Regions from separate parts of the Mus musculus genome. Here region 2 is linked to region 1. A link is a loop called in an ENCODE intact Hi-C map of the cell type or tissue named here. Cell type or tissue: left cerebral cortex. All regions are shown on one strand. Links, peaks and the distances in the headings refer to the core of each region. The heading gives the core; the rest is flanking DNA.

What was found. Peaks named below come from ENCODE experiments on the same cell type or tissue, not always from the same donor. Only the 100,000 strongest peaks of a DNase experiment are listed, where the experiment ranks them.
Region 2: a loop joins it to region 1, with 2.3 times the contacts of the local background. A loop is called at or near these places in 2 of 42 quality-filtered maps.

The regions. Positions count from the first base shown.
Region 1 is chr7:95,696,508-95,705,455 of GRCm38, reverse strand. No RefSeq gene overlaps it. Among named protein-coding and RNA genes, the nearest start is that of Gm39049, 74 kb to the left of the region's middle. In left cerebral cortex, for the core only: no CTCF peak of the experiment used is centred there; a DNase peak (open chromatin) is centred at 5,738.
Region 2 is chr7:95,762,403-95,771,350 of GRCm38, reverse strand. No RefSeq gene overlaps it. Among named protein-coding and RNA genes, the nearest start is that of Gm39049, 8.6 kb to the left of the region's middle. In left cerebral cortex, for the core only: no CTCF peak of the experiment used is centred there; DNase peaks (open chromatin) are centred at 3,511, 3,895 and 4,381; H3K27ac peaks cover 994 bases.

The DNA of each region.
Region 1 (8,948 bases), core at 3,285-7,284:
ACATTTGTCTGGTACTATAAATCTAGACTACTAGCTGTGTCTGTATGACCATGGACTCTACAATAGAACCCACTATTGCCACTTCTGTAACCTAGCATAATTTCAACTGTGTTCTACAAACTTCTCCTTCTACTCACCAGTAAGAGTAGCTCTTTCCTCTCATCAATGAAACTTTTTCCTTTGGTTTTCAACAGACTCAGACCTCTGCAGAAAGCCACGATTGGCTAAATTGCAGAGACCAACTAATCACAGCATATCCAGTCCTAACTGACACATCTCCAATGTAACCCCTCACCCAAGGCTCCAGGAACATGATGGAAGATGAAAATTACAAGAGCTAGAGGATCAGGATGTCTGCTGTGAGATAGTGTCTTCTATATATGGTAGGATTAGTGTATCCATGAAATTTCAACACTGTGGTTACTTAAAAAAATAAAATAAAAAAAGGAAGAAAGAAAAAAGAAAACCAAAACAGCAAATATTGACAACCCAAACTGACATGTCAACGTACATGGGGGAAATCTCATAAGGTCCCACCCCCAGATGAAGGGCTACAGGCAGTTAACGACTGCTGCAGAGAGAGAATCAATAGCTCCAAGAATAAGGTCCCAGATAGGTTATCTAATCCCAAGAGGGGAGCTCTAAAATATAAATACATATGTACAACACGTAGTGGACTCAATAAGCTCTATTTTGAAATTGATATGCATGAGTTAACATGTTTATATGAAAATGTAATCATTAAAGAATAAGAAGCTAGGGATTTGTGAAGTTGTTCAGGGGGGTCACAGGAGAAATGAAGGGAGGGGGAAATGATGTAAATATAGGGCTCATTTTTAAAATCCTCAAAAATGGCAAAAAAATCAAGATGAACAACCAAAAGGCCAGAGACTGAAAAGATAATTACAAATGACCTTGTTGTTTGGGCAGAAAATGCTATGAAATTTATGAGCTACTGAGAATGATGACTGAAATTAGCTAGGCTATCAAAGACTAATACATAAAGATCAATTACATATTTGTTCATATTATAGCATCAAGTGCTAGGAAAATTAAAACAATCCATATTTTGGGATGCAAAATATGTCAAGGAGGTGTAAGAAAAGATTTTTGCAAGATCCTACAATGAAACTAAGACATATTTATGGGCAGAAATTAAATAAGGTACTAAGATATGGTTTGGTGCAATTGTATTAAACTCTCAATTCTCTTAACAATACAGGATGCTTTCTGAGGAAGCAATTATATAATGACAATCTTGTTTGGAAATTCACACTGATATAAATACACAGTGTATCCAAGTCAGTCTTGAAAATGATAAATAAAATTGTACGCACTACCTCTAAGGCTACAATGATCTAAAGCAACAGTTCTCCACTTGTGGGTCATGACCCATATCCTGCATATCAGATATTTACATTATGATTCATAACAAAACAAACTCCAGCTATGGAGAAATAACAGAATCAGTTTAAGGTTGGGGTCACCACAACCTGAGGAACTGCATTAGGAAGGTTGGGAACGACTATTCTGGAGGGTATTGCTTGGGCCTAGGAATGAAGAGATGGGTCAAAGGCCTGGAGAGAGATCCTAGAGTTAGAGATGTCCTAATGTGAGGATCAATTTTTTGAAAAGCATGAAATTAATCCAATGGCAAAAGGAGCTATTATATCCTAGTAAATGGACCGAGAGGGTAAAAATGAAATTGGAATGTATTTAAAAACATTCATGAAGCTTCATGGATTACATGTAGAACAAAGGTATAAAGTTTTAGTAAACCCAGAGTGTTTTCATGAATTGGAATAGGCAGACAGTTTGTACACAGTCCATTAAAAGAGGTAACCATGGAAGGAAAATGACAACTTTGAATTCATAAAAATGAAAGCTTATTGCTCATTGGGAAGATCCTGTAAATAAGATGAATAATAAGCCCCGAGAGCAATTACAATCTACAATACACACATCTGACAAAGGGTCAGGACCAAAACACAGAAAATTCTCTACTCTTGAGTATTTACCTGGGACAAAGGAAAACAGTCACAAAGGACTTCCACAGGCTGTTTTCATGGTCACTCGGTGCTGAGACTGCCCAGCTAACCTTCAGTAGGAGAACAGATAAACAAACTTCAGTAGATTCACTGAATTGATTATTCATGAATAAAATGCTTTCAACAACATGGCTGAATCTCAAAACCATTTTGCTCCGTAAATGAAGCCTTATGTAGCCAAGAACATAGTGTATGATTGCATTTATATGAAATTCATAAACAGAAGAAATATACAGAGCAGAAGAGGTTAGAATAACGCTGCTGCTTGGAAGGGGAGTGATAGCAATGTTTCACATTTGGATGGATGTTTGGGCTGCCCAGGTGCGTGCAATTGTCAATATTCAGTGAATGTATACTTAATAATCATGCATTTCATTGCACAGAAATTGTGCATTAACAACTGTAAACAAATATTGAACTCTAGTTAGTGATGTGTATCCTGAATTATTTAGGAAGAAATGTGTTCATGTCTGCAATTAACTTTGAAATGCACTGAAAAGCAGATGGAAGAGTAGATATATAGATAAGCTATAAGTCACCAAGTCAATATTAATGGAAGAGTCTAGGAAGTGGATATACTTACTCGGGGATCATCATAACATTTTTTTTTCAACTCTGGTGTATTCTTAAAAGTTTCCATTAAAATATTTGGTGAGAGAAAATCCTGTCTCTGTTTTTATCCTATCTACTGAAAATTCCAAGCAAGGGAATTCATTGAAGATCACAAACATTTAGAAAATAAACTGAATGCCGTCGATCATTCCAGCTGGTTTACTTTCCGTTTAAACACAATTCTGGAAACTATTCTGCTCCATTCCATGCTCATTCAATCCCAACATATCGGGTCTGGGGATCCTGTCCTGGGCTACCTTTCCTCACCCCCACTTCCTACTTACTTCCTTTGTTGTCTCTATCCCCTGTCACTTCTTGAAAATATATTTTTTCCCCTCAAAGCTTTGTTATTAAATCTCTTTATTTGCTCCAATAGTATTTCTCAAAATTGTCTTAGGACAACTTATTTCACAGCCATATTGGTTGCTTTTAAAAGTTCAGACTCACCGACCTACAAGGAAATTCCCCAATAAGTATCTCTGAGTACCAAGCCATGGAACCTAGATAGGTAACCATAGGAACCTTCCTCCATCTTAATACAGTTACACCCTACACTTCTGGCACGTGCTATTTACAGGGTTTCTCTGTATAGCCCTGGCTCTCCTGGAACTCACTCTGTAGACCAGGCTGTCCTCGAACTCAGAAATCGACCTGCCTCTGCCTCCTAAGTGCTGGGATTAAAGGCATGTGCCACCCCTGCCCGGCTTTATTTTGTTTTTACTCATTAGAGTCACCTCCTCTCATGGTGATACAGTGCCATTCAGTACCCTCCCAGCTTCTGCCTGCTGACTTCTCTGCCCAGATCTACTTCCATACTGCAAGGTATACAAGGTATTACCTGGTCTTTCCCTCCTTTAATTCTTTCAGAGAACCCTGACCAGTTCTCTTGCAGAGAACCCTGACTAGTTCTCTTACAGCAATAACCTTATGTGTTCAGGATTCGTTCCCTAATGAAGAAGGTTAGTTAAGCTGCTCACATTGGTGAGAATCTTTAGCTAACAAGAACGGAGTTGTTTGTTACTATTCAACAATGTTGTGAGGTTCTGCAGAAAAGTAACTCTGCTATTATACATCTAAAGCATCCTAACTTGCCACTCCCATTTCTATAACAGAGATTATTTGTAGTTAGGGTTATTCTGAAACTGAAAACTCTCCTATAAACAAAATTACTGCTGAGTCATTTAGCTGCCAGGCTAGTGAAGACAAGAACAGTATGTGTTTCTGATCATTATTCTGTACCCCCACCCCCCATCCCCCCACACACTGCAATCCCCACTCTGTGCTCCTTCTGTGCCTGAGAAGCAACACATTCTCTGTAGGTGCTATTTATAATCTTCCCATTTAATGTATCAAAATGAATCATTCTACCTAGAGCCCAAGGTTTTGTAAGAATTTCTTAGATTGTTATATGACGTTTTAGGCATAGTGTGATCTGCATAAATATTAATTTCTGTCTCAGTATAGTCAGAGGGAAGTAGGAGCTTGGCATATTTCACAGTAAACAAACCTGGGATGTGTGGTTATGGAAGGTCAGGTGGGAGTCATGTAGGTACAGTTCATTTCAAAGGGTTGAGGAATAAAGGCAATTAGGAAAGGTTGAGGGTCTTGTATTGAGAATTATTGGTTTCTTTAACTTTTTTTTCTTTTGCATCACTCTTAGCAACTACTAGGCCAGTATCTTGCCTAGAAAAGTCTTTTTGAATAGTGAATATGGTTCAAAAGAAATTACTCTGCTATTGCTCACCCACCTCAGGCTAACCCCATGTCCCTTTGCAATGATTTCTCTCTTGGAATCAATGGCCAGTGTACATCCACAATAAGGTAGCCAGGAAAAGGATGATGGGAAAATACTTGTACTGACTTCTCAGTTTCCAATGACTGAGAACTTGGGGGCTCTCAATGAGGATCTGTAAGATACCCAGCTCAGCAGGGTAGCACAAATTTGTAATGGAGGACATTGAGAAGCAGAGCCAAAGAACATTGAGAAGAGAACATTGCCGTACGTTCAAGGCCAGCTTGGTCTATCTAGTGAGATCTAGGCCAGCCAGGTGTACATAACTAGACTATGTCTCTAAAAGCAAGTAAGGAAGAGAAAAAAATCATGGTGCTTAAAAGATACCTAGCAGACATATCCACTTTGTGGCCTTCAGGCATGAGCCTCAAGGATAGCTAAAGATGCTGTCCAACTAAACAATCATAAACTTTCTTAAAACATTGATGCTTTATCATTATTTTTTTGTAACTTGGTTGCACGGTTCTTGGGTGTGAATTTTGTATAGTAAAGTTGCGTGATCAAATCAAAAGGTTACACATCAAACTTTTGGATAACTCCCAGATTTAATAAGCAATTTCTGAAAAACACCACCAGTCTACAGTTAACAACTTTAGAGTCTTAACTACAGTCTTCATAGGCATGGAAGGAAAACAGGGTCAACCTTATGTTCACTAACATGCTTAGTCATCAGTTAAATTCAAGTTCATATGTGTTTACTAAGCACTGGGCCGAGCATCCAAATAAAGAATATAAGAAGTAATGGCTATTAACTGACTGGTAGAGCAGCCTATACAGAGCTAATCATGCAACTAAACAGACCGACAGGTTTAGCAAAAGCGATGCTGGTAACATTCATTTCAGGATGTCTTTGAGAGGGATTAAACATAGATGTTGTAGCCACTATAATACCATGCAAACAATGTCAATAATGACCTTATTTCATAGTTGGGATTTAAACAGAGTCATCTACCAACCTGACAGGTAACATTGCTAAAATGTGTGTAGTCAGAAAATCCACTCAACTACTTTCTATGTGATATCAGAAATGCTGGATGGGCACACCACGGGGAAGTAAGAAACTCCAGTGGGAAGAAGCCAGGTAAAAGCGCCACAGGGGAAGCAGAACATAAGCAAAGACTGGGGCATGTATTAACTAAACTTCAAACCTCCAGTTGTACAGGGGAAGGGTGCACTTTGTGGCAGGAACTGCTCGAACAAAGACCAAGTCAGAGAAAAGCTTGCGCATGCGTGTTCAACCCACGAGCTCAGAGAGTACACAGTTAATCATCGTCATCAATTTGCAATGTAAAGAAGAATCAGCTCCGGAGAATCTGCCATGACTAGTGTATTAGGTAACAGAGAGGAGCCATCTGCTCTGAAGGAGATCAGAGAACTCAGTAATAGAAGCGAGGGAGCACTCCCAAAAGCATCCTTGCTTTCCCGAGGGGAAAAGAACCGTTAGAATCTTGACTCTCTTGTTGGAACACATTAAATTTGTAGATGTGGCATGGCATTGCTTTTTTCAAATAGCTTCATACATTCACCCACTGATTAAATAGCAAATGAAGTAATGCAGGAATTCATAAATAAACAAAATAAAAAATACAATAAAGTGAGTTGGCAGATACCCATATGAGTGGGCAAAACTGCAGTGATAAGTTAATATGCAAAGCTCATAGCAAATAGCTGGGTTTTGTTGTTGTTGTTGTTGTCGGATTTTTTTTGTACACCAGGGCTTCCTACAACCATTATATGCCAATATCCACTGTGAATCTTCAGAGTGGGAGCAAGGTATGCAGGGCTTCCTAGCATATTTGTCCCTAGTACCCCTGTTTTATAGACTGTAGTTTATGAAATGCTAAGTAGATACTCTTCAGGATCGCCAGGGGCCTATGTTTGGGGGCAGAACTGAAATGAAAGTGAAGGTAATATTTAGTGAGCGATTCCTTTGTGTCAAGTAATAGAGCTTGTACATCTGCACGAAAATCATTAATTCTCATCCAAGTGCGCTAACGTAGATGTCATTAGCCCCAGTTTGCAGAAGTGCGTACTTGGGGCCTTGGTAATTAATCAGCACAAGGGCACATAAACAGCAAGCTGAAAGTGCAGACAAGGAATGAGGCTTTTCTGTGTGAGGTCTTTTCTCTTTGTAGGGCATTACCCTTAGTACTGGGTGATTTCTCTAAAAAGGAATGCCATGTTCAGCAGGTTAAAGACCAGGGTCATGTGCTATGACCCTGAATCTACCCCAAATGCCTTTGCTGTCATAGAGAAGTGTCATTTGATTTGCTTAAGGGTCATAGAAAATTAATAATTGTTTACTCACTTCCTGTGGGAACCATTTTCAGAACAAAAGACATTTATTATTTTTTATTCTATCAATTCTATCTTATTTATTTGTGTGTATGTGGTATGTGCATGTTTAGGCATCTGCATGAATGAGCAAATGTGGTCAGAGGTTGGGATCTGGTATCTTTATCCATTGTTCTTCTCCTTGTTTGTTAAAGATCTATCTCTATCAACCTATTAATCTATCTATCTCTATCTATCTATCTATCTATCTATGTATGCATGTATGTGCATATACACACATTCAGGTGTTCATGGAGGCCAGAAAAGAGCAGTAGAATCTCTGGTGGTGGAATCACAGGCTAATGTGAGTTCCCTAATGTGAGTACTGTGCACTAAACTTCATTCCCCTGAAAAAGCAGCAAATTCTCTTCATTGTGAAGCCATGTCTCCAGTTCCTCTTCATCTAGTTTTGCTTTGAGGTCAAGTCTCTCATTAAACTCTTAGATCAGCCATTTGGCTAGAATCCTTGGCCACACAAGCTCCTGAAATCCTCCTGTCCCTGACTCCCATTGCTGGGGTTACCAGTGTATGTAACCATGTTCATATCCTTTCAATGGATATGGGCCTAACCTCAGATTCTTGCACTTTCATAAGAAGCTTGTTAGTCAGTGAGCACTCTATCTAACCACATGCCTTTATTATTCTTATCCCGTCATGTGTGTGAGAAATGCACTTAGCTGTACTCAAGGTCAATCAAGTAAATTCAAATATAAAAACCCCTCTAGTCTAATCCAATGTAACTCAGTTAAATCCAGTATTATCTCGTGTCTCTTTTGAATCCATGCTAATCTGGAGGCTGACATAAAGGAAAGAATTTACCACTCTTGTCTCTCAGGCTCTGACTAGTAGTGTATGATACTTAGTAGACCCCACTGTTGTTGAAAGAATGAGAAATACATGTAGGAGTAACTTTATATGTGCTTCGCTGAAGTAAAACCAAACCAAATAGAAATCTGGATTCCATTTCTGGAGCTACCACTCACGGTTGGTGTGACTTTGGGCAAGATGTTTATGTTCCTTGGGCTTCACTTCTTCATCTATAATTTGAAAAACACACCACCTATATCAGAGAGCGGTTGCTTGAGTTCAATGATATCCTGCAAGGAAAGGGCTTACCATGCTGTTTGTCACGCAAACGATGGCTGTTGTAGTTACTGATACCGTAAATAGTACTTCTATGGTTGAATACAAGAGTAGGCGAATGAACAAATGTTTCTATGTTTGTGAAGTGACAGGTATAGTAAATTTGGCAGCCACGGACGTCAGGATTACCGCTCCCTAATTGCTCTGTGGCTCTGGAGAAACACATAATTTCTTTGCACTGTCTTCTCATTGTGAAGTTTTGTCTGCTACTGTTTGCATTTCACAACTCTATCTAGAGGGAAGCTTCGTGCATGCTAAATTTTAAGGTCAGTGCTGGAGGTGTAGAGACTGATGCTGTATTGATGCTAATTCCCTAAACCTAGTACCATGCACTAATACTCCTGATAGAGCCATCGTGGGAAACAGGAGAATGAGGGCACTTATGTAGCTTGGCTATAGATGTTAGAGAAATCTCAAATCACTATTTTGAAAGATATACAAAATATGCTTAATCTTTCCTTTAATGCAAATACTATAGGAAAAAAAACATTTATAAGCCAAAACATCATGGTGGATGTGCACAGGAAATGAAATAGTTAAAGCTATATAATCATGTGATCATCTTTCCTAGATTTTGCCTTTGTGAAAGATAACCAGCTATCTCCAGGGCTTGGTCTGTTTCAGCTCTTTTTCTTTTTTTTCCATTTTAAGTTTTATTTCTGCTTATGTGTACTTCTCTGTGTGAGTGTATTGCATATAGGCATATATAGAGGTCAGAGAAAGGCATCTGATACCTGACCTGAAGTTATGTGGCTTGATGGGTCACTTGAAGTATCTTGGATTCTATGGAAGAGCAACAAGCACTCTTAATTGCTGAGCCATCTCTTTAGTCCTCCTGATAATTTTTTTAAATATAAATCTCCTGTCTTCTTTTACTACCAATATCTTCCCTGACAAAATTAGTGTGAGGGTACTTAACTTTATGGTTTGTTGTGAATATGGGGTATTTTTATTTTCTAAACCTTAGATAGCCAGCCAATACTTTGCAAAGATTTTTTTCTGTTATTAATTTTTTTTTA
Region 2 (8,948 bases), core at 2,763-6,762, 66 kb before region 1:
TAATTGGGGCAGGCAGGGATCTGATTATCCCACTCATGGTAGTGAGGTCATGCAGAGACTGGATATCTTGTCCCCATTGTTTTGAGTACTGGATAAAGCTGCTCTTCATGATACAAGAACAGGATTTACTTGTGAAGGAAAGGGGTGATGATGAGGGGGAGGGGAAGGGAAACTTGAGATGATGGACAGCTGTACTCCAGCATCCCATCAAATCAGCTGAGGCAGATTTGAAAAAGAATCTCTCACGTCTTCCCATGGCTGGAATGGATTAGGGTTATTAGTGAGGAAGGGGACTGTTGAAGAGCAACGCATGGGTAACCTGAGGGTTGACAGAGCTGGAGAAGGTTCCTCAAACTGTAAAGCCCAGAAGGACCTCAGTAGTCCACAGGCTATGGAGTAGAGCAGGCATCTCAATGGGGGGCTATAGGGGTATGTTCTAGAATACTATAGAGCCCTGACCCCTTGCGGGGGTGACATATCATGTATCCTGAATATTATATATTTACATTATGATTCACAACAGTAGCAAAATTACAGTTATGAAAAGGCAACAAATTAATTTCATGGTTGGGGGCCACCCCAACATGGAAAACTGTGTTACAGGATTGCAGCAGCATTAGGAACGTTGAGAACCAGTGCTCTAGAACATAGTGGGCAGTAAGCACATCTAGATCACTATTTATTATGCTTAAGGAACACACAGGAGGAGGTAACAGGCCAGCTGCAAGATAACTAACAATCCCTAGGCAGACATGGGAGAGGAGAAAGACCATAAGCACTCCAGAATCTACAGACTGTGAGGACACATTGTAACCAGAATCTACAGGCTGTGAGGATGCATTGTACTGTTCTGGTGAGTTTCAAGAAAATGTAGGAGAAGCAAAACTCAGGAGGAATGGAATTTCAGGCACAAAATGGGTTGCCGTAGCAAATTTTAAGTATGATAGTAGATAAACTCTGTGCTGGCTAGCTTTTTGTCAACCTTAGAAAATCTAGAGTCATCTGAAAGGAGGGAACCGCAGCTGAGAAAAGATTGCAGTAAGATGAGGCTGGGAGGCATTTCCTTAGTTAATGACTAATATAATGTGAGAGGGACTGGCCCACTGTGGGTGACGCTATCGCTGCGCAGGTAGTTCGGAGTGCTGTGTGAAGGAGACTGAACAAGCCAATATATAGAGCCCCATCGTCTCTGTTCCAGCTCCTCCCTCTAGCTTTGTGCCTTGAGTTCCCGTCCAGACTTCCTTGGATGACAGACTATAAAATTGTTTAGAAGCAAATGTTTTTCTCTCCAAGTTGGTTTTTGGCTCTATTGTTTCATCAGAACAATAGAAACCTTCGCTGTTTCTGAGAATGTGAACAAGCCCATCTGTGGGCTGAAGAATCCCAGTCTAGCTGGAGTGATAAGGTTCTGAGGTGAGATGGACAGCTGCTTAGGAGAAGGTATAGAAATCCTGCCATCCTGTCATCTGAGGACTCCCACAGCTTGTTCAGGTGATACAGTGAAAGAGACACAGCTGGTACCTATGAGAACCTGATCCTATGAATGTTCATGTATTCCTTAATTGGTGCAGGGCAAAAGAATTGTAGATGCTGCATTAAAACACAAAAGGTCATGGGGCAGATGCTGGCTATCCCTGAGGTTCTCCCTGGATTAGGGAGACCATCTAGAGCAGTGATTCTCAACCTTCCTATTGTTATGAATCATAATGTAAATATATGATATGCAGGATATTTGATATGTGGCTCCTGTGAAAGGGTTCTTTCATTCCCTCCCCCCAAAGGGGTCATGACCCACAGATTGAAAACCACTAATTTAAAGTGTCCTTGCTACCTGGAGCAATGTGGAATGTGGAAGTTACCTCTGCCACCCCTCTGGCATCTGTCCCCACATCCAGATGTTTATTTGGGAACACACTATGTGCAACTATTCAGGGAAGACTATCCTAGTAGTTAATTCCTTTGATCTTCCCCCCAGCTCTGAATAGCTGCTAATGTTCCTCACAGCTTTTGTCTCTGCACTGATACATAGGCCTGGTGTTCAGGAGCTGTGTGGCTGGGTTCCATGACTTGACCAGAAAACCAAGGCTTGAGTCAAAGGCATCACATTCCTTTCTTAGCACTGATGTCTCTGTGAAGGTGTCATGAGGCTAGATTAAAAGATAGCCATACAGGTTCTTACTCTGAAGAAGTAGTGTACCATCCAGAGAGGAGAAAGATATACAAGTGACACATTGCTGATCACCATTGTCATCATCATAATGTATTCTTATCCAAATTTTACACATAGAAAACTGAAGCCCAGAGAGATTAAGTCATTGTCTCTGTGTCATGGGCTATAAATTAGAAAGCCAATGTCCAGGGGCCATTGGAAGTATACTGCACTGTGGCCTACAGTTGGTAATATGACTTCACCATACTCAATGCTGTCCAGCCTTGTGTCAGTGGTTCTCAGATAGAGTTAATTGATCCTTTTGAGGACATTTCCAGACAATGTCTCATGACATATTTGAATGCCCTGACTGTGGAAGAGGTGCTATTGGAATTTAGTTTGATTGAGAGGTTTGTTTGCTCTATAGGTCACAGAGTACAGGACATTTACTAAAACCAATCCCCAATGTCAAGAGCATTGATCTGGACAAAGGCCCTCTTCTTGTGAATGCTTGTGAATGCCCCTTAAAGCACCCTGTCTTATCAACCTCACATGATGTGGAGTTTCTCTGTGCCTAGCCTAGATGTGGTCATGTAGTGGGGATGTACAAACATTTGTATAATAAAGAGATATGAAAATGGAAAAAGACACGAAATACGCCTACAGTTGTTTGTGTCATGTAATACTGGCCATAATGGATTCGTTCAGATAGAATTGATTTTTAAATCAACCTGCAAAAATAAGCCAGTAATCCGTGTTCCCAGGCTCATGTAGTGAGGGAATGGCAGTGGGCATAAGCACGAGCCCGAGCAGATAGAAAAGATGCATGTAGGCACCTGATGGTGAAGGAGGCTCAGACCTCAGGGCCTCCGTGCAGCAGACAATGGGGCACATTCTGCTTTTCCCATTGGGATTTCACTTCAGTTAACACAGAGAATATAGTGCTGATTTAGGAATAGGTCCCTTCCCACTAGTCTGTATTGCTGTTCCAGGCTGTCTCCTACTTATCATGGATGTTCAAAACTCGAACTAGAGCAAACAGACAACACGCACCAACCAAAGACAAATTAACTCAAGTCCCAGATACATTGTGATGCTATCTATTGTTCAATTATAGTAATGATTTCATCTACATTCGTAGTACCATTATCCCTTCTTTCTCTGTGTGGTTGCTGACTTCTCCTGTAGCTGCTCACTCTGTACTAACGTTGGTGTTTTTCTTTGTCACTTCATCTTCTCTGGGAGAAACAGACAAGATGTTAAATTATGTATTTTTTTAAAAAAGTGCTAACTCGCAGAACGCCTCAGAGACCCATGTCAATATTAAGGTAGGCAACTGAGTTTTGGTAAGTAAAAGCATTTGGTGAAGCAGCCAACATAGGCATCTGCTGGAGATTTGGACTTTGAAGACAGGGCAGCAAGGGCTGTATAAAAGACACATTTTATTTTACAAATAATAAGTACATAATAACCAGATATTTCAGAGGGGAGTCCACAAAATCCAACCCTCTGTGAAATACAAAATGGCTTCGTTCTGGCATCTCAATGTAAGATGCTTTCTGTTACATCCTTGATGGCTCCTTAAAGACATGGGGCCACTCAGAGATGAGGACCACAGATGAGTGGAGCTCATTTTCTTTCTTCTGTCTGGAATCAATTTTCATGTCTAAATCTAGAGGAATGACAGGTGGCATATGACAGCTCCTCTGGTTTTCTCTCCCTAACGAGGCAGAATAACACCTAAGGAGGAAACAGGACTCTGTGAAAGAGCCCTAAGCCATCACCCAACCACTAATAGCTGTTGTTACAGGTAAACGGGAACACTCACTCCTAGGCACGCCATGGTATGCATGAAGGCTCAGTACAATCTGGTTTAGAAAGCAAAACTCTGCTAGGATAAAATTAGATATGTAATATGTAAGAGAGAAAAGGAGTGAAGAATAATTATTTAAAAGAGGTTATGCCCTTTGGTCTTAATATATATAAAATAATGATCATGTTATAATGATTTATACTTATATAGTGCTCACTAGTTCATAACTTATTTAATCCCCTAATATCCCATGTAGTTGCAACTAATATCTATATTTACAGATGGGGAAACTGCAGTTGAGAGACACAGCTGGGTAACACTGCTCTTGTGATCATTTTATGACAGACCATTGTGCCAAGAAGTTGCTCCTATTTCCAAATCTGGAATCTTCATCTCGCCCACCTACAATCTGCCCCACAAAAGTGGAAACTTCACGAGTAAGGAGCAAACACTCTGCTTCACATAAAAGCTAAGGTTCTTTTGACACCTTGGGAAAACTGAGCCAGAGATACACTGAGGGCTCTCATAAGCAGACAACTGAGTTGGAGGGAGGAATTCAGTCACTAGGCTACCCTGCCCTGCTGTGCAGTGGCACTCACGATTCGCTGTGAGAATCAGCTGGTGGCCTGTGTGTATTTGTGTGTTGTGTGTTGTGTATGTGTACTCAGTATTTGCATCTGTGATATGTATTCTTGGTTTACATCTAGAATTATGTAAATTCCCAGATGGAAGTCACATGCCTTTAATTTGTGTCTTGACAGGGGAAGGCAAAACTTTGATCTGAGCCAAACCTTCTACCAGAAGTCTACATAAGGATACAGAGGACAGAAGCTTTGGCTCTTTGCCTAATTGCCCTCTCTTTGTTATTAAGTCTGTTCCTTCAATGGCATCAGAGCCTACTTCTTCCGGATTCTGGTCTATACTCAAGACCAGCTAAGATATCCAGCCTTGTGGAGTGAACACCTACTACCTATTCTTGGACTCTCCGTCCACAGTTGGCTATTGTTGGATTAGGAGGAAGTCATTCTAATAACCCCCCTTTCTATATAAACAGAGAGTCATTTGGTAAGTTCTGTTACTGTAGAGAACCCTGACTAAGCCAGCATGTGTGCACAGATATATGCATGTACTTATTCATGTGGATGGGATGGACGTGCATAGAAGCCAGAGGATGATGTCAAGATATCCCTTTATCTCTCTAGCTTAGATGTTGGACAAGATCTCCCATTTAAAGCTAGATCTCCCTGTCTTAGTCTAGACAACCAGCTTGTGCTTGGGCTTCCCTGTCTCTGGCTTCCAAGGCTGCCATTACAGGAAGCCTGCTGTATCCACCTAACTTTTATGTGGGTCCCAAGGAGAGGAATTTTAGCTCTCAAGATTTTCTAGAAACAATTTTACCTGCTGTGTCACATGCCAGACTCTCCGTCTTACTTTCTTGGAACAGGGTCTCTTCCTGAACTTGGAGCTTTTTAAAAGCCCCCACGATCCACCTGTCTCAGTCTCCCGGTCCTGGGCTTTCAGATGTGTTCAACCATGCCCAGCTTTTACTTGGGTTCTTGCAATCCTCTTAAGTCTTTCTGGTTGTATGACAAGTACTTTACCTACTGAGCTATCTCCCCAGCTCTGGCTTGAGGTTTTCATCTTGAATGGAAATAAGAGAGATACCAGTATCACCATGCTCTATAGCAGTTTCTTTCTTTCTTACCTATTCAAGTTGGAATCACTTTGATAAACATGCTTGTATTTTTATATGAATGGATACACTTGAAATTATATGCTTTTTCTTGGTATCAAATCACGGATCAATATTAGGACTTTGTAACTTATACAAACAGACATAGATATTGGACAGCTCAGCTCAACACTCTTTCAAACTTAGATTGGTTTTTATTATGATTAAAATAGGAAAGCAACTAAATTTAACACCTTTGGTTGCTAATCAAACAAAAGCTGATAAGGCAGTATAGGCTTGTAATCCCACATTAAGTGCTGAGTTCAAAGCTAGACTGGGTCATGTGAGGAGACTTTGGCTCAAAAACAAAACAAGGGAGCTAGTGAGGTGGCCCAGCAGGTAAAGGGTCTTGCTGTCAAGCTCACCTGAACTCAGAACTGGGGAGCCACATGTTGGAAAGAGAAATCTGACTCTCCAAGTTGTCCTCTAACTTCCCCATGTCCTCTGTATATGTCCTTTACTCTCTCCAGAACAATGGTAAATAAATGTGATTAAAAATTAAACAAAACTAAATGAACAAGATAGCTTCTAAATGGAGTAATTTCTAGTACCTTGGTACTTTTAGTTGCTACTATATAGAACAAATTCATCCAAGGTGGCACTATGGGCCCCCTAAAATAGCAGAGGATGGCAAAAATTGAAGTGCATGGAAAGTTTGTAATTTCATCAAGGCTACATGCTTAAAGGTGAGACTAGAACTTGAATCTGATCCTTAAGATCCCATTCTCATTCTCTTGGCATTGCAGAAGACACTGTCTTTGAAATCAGCTAAAGCTGAGATCAAACACCCTCCCGCTCTGCCCAATGACATGGATTTCTGGCAAGAGACTTCTTTTCTACTGGCATTTCCCACTTTATCAATTAATGAAGGATAGGCTCTGCTGCCTTGAAATAATTTCATTGGAGATGCAAATTACATGATTAAGAATGAAGCCAGGAGATGCTGAAGAATCATTTGACAAAATTCAGCATCCCTTCATGTTAAAAGTCTTGGAAAGATCAGGAATTCAAGGCCCATACCTAAACATAGTGAAAGCAATATACAGCACACCAGTAGCCAACATCAAAACTAAGTGGAGAAAAACTTGGAGAAATCCCACTAAAATCAGGGACTAGACAAGACTGCCCACTCTCTCCCTATCTATTCAATATAATACTTGAATTTCGAGCTAGAACAATTGGACAACAAAAGGAGGTCAAAGGGATACAAATTGGGACAGAAAAAAAATCAAACTACCACTATTTTCCGATTACATTATTGTATACCTAAGTGACCCCAAAAATTCCACCAGAGAACTCCTATAGCTGTTAAACAACTTCAGCAAAGTCTCTGGATATAAAATTATCACAAACAAGTCAGTAGCCTTCCTATACTGAAAGGATAAACAGGCTGAGAAAGAAATTAGGGAAATGACACCCTTTACAATATTCACAAACAATATAAAATATCTTGGTGTGACTCTAACCAAGCAAGTGAAAGATCTGTATGACAAGAACTTCAAGTCTCTTAAGAAAGAAATTGAAGAAGATCTCAGAAGTTGAAAGACTCTCCCATGCTCATGGATTGGCAGGATTAATATAGTAAAAATGACCATCTTGCCTAAAGCAATCTATAGTTTCAATGTAATCCCCATCAGAATTCCAACTCAGTTCTTCATGCAGTTTGAAAGAGTAATTCTCAAATTTATTGGGAATAACAAAAAACAAAAACAAAACAACCAGGATAGTGAAAACTTATATCAAGAATAAAAGGACTTCTGGGGGAATCACCATCCCTGATCTCAAGCTGTACTACAGAGTAACAGTGATAAAAAACAAACAAACAAACAAACAAACAAAAACACTGCATGGTATAGGTACAGTGACAGGCAGGTAGATCAATGGAATACAATTGAGGACGCAGAAATGATCCCACGCATGTATGGTCACTTGATCTTTAACAAAGGAGCTAAAACCATCCAGTGGAAAAGGACAGCATTTTCAAAAAATGGTGCTGGTTCAACTGGCAGTGAACATGAAGAAAAAAGCAAATTGATCCATTCTTATCTTCCTGTACAAAGCTCAAGTCCAAATGGATCAAGGACCTCCACATAAAACTAGATACACTGAATCTAATAGAAGAGAAAGGGCCGGAGGAAGGAAAGAGCCTTGAATACATGGGCACAGAGGAAAATTTCCTGAACAGAAATGGCTTATGGTCTAAGGTCAAGAATTGACAAATGGGACCTCATAAAATTGCAAAGCTTCTGTAAGGGAAAGGACACTGTTAATAGGACAAAATGGCCACGAACAGGTTGGGAAAAGATCTTTACCAATCCCAAATCCAATAGAGGGCTAATATCCAATATATACAAAGAACTCAAGAAGTTAGGCTCCAGAGAACCAAATAACCCTATTTAAAAATGATAAACACAGCTGAACAGAGAATTCTCAACTGTGAAAACTGGAACGGCTGAAAAGCACCTAAAGAAATGTTTAACATCCTTAGTCATCAGGAAATGCAAATCAAAACAACCATGAGATTCCACCTCACACCAGTCAGAATGGCTAAGTTCAAAAACTCAGGTGACAGTAGATGCTGGCTAGGATGTGGAGAAAGAAGAATATTCCTCCATTGCTGGTGGGATTGCAAGCTGGTACAAACACTCTGGAAATCAGTTTGGCAGTTCCTCAGAAAACTGTACATATTACTACCTGAGGATCCAGCTATACTATTCCTGGGCATATACCCAGAAGATGCTCCAACATGTAATAAGGACACATGCTCCACTATGCTCATAGCAGCCTTATTTATAATATCTAGAAGCTGGAAACAACCCGGATGTTCCTCAACTGAGGAATAGATACAGAAATGTTGTACATTTACACAATGGAATACTACTCAGCTATTAAAAACAATGACTTCATGAAATTTGCAGGCAAATGGATGAAACTTGAAAATATCATCCTGAGTAAGGTAACTCAGTCACAAAAGAACACACGGTATACACTCACTGATAAGTGGATATTAGCCATCCCTTATACACTCAACAAACCTGGATGCTATTTTGGATGCCCAGAAGTGCTTGCTGATAGGAGCCTTATATGGCTGTCTCTTGAGAGGTTCTGCCAGAGCCTGACAAATACAGAGGTGGATGCACCCAGCCAAACATTGGACTGAGCGCAGCATCCCCGATGGAAGAGTTGGAGAAGGGACCGAAGGAGCTGAAGGGATTTGCATCCTCATGGAGTGAGCAAAAATGTCAACTGGCCAG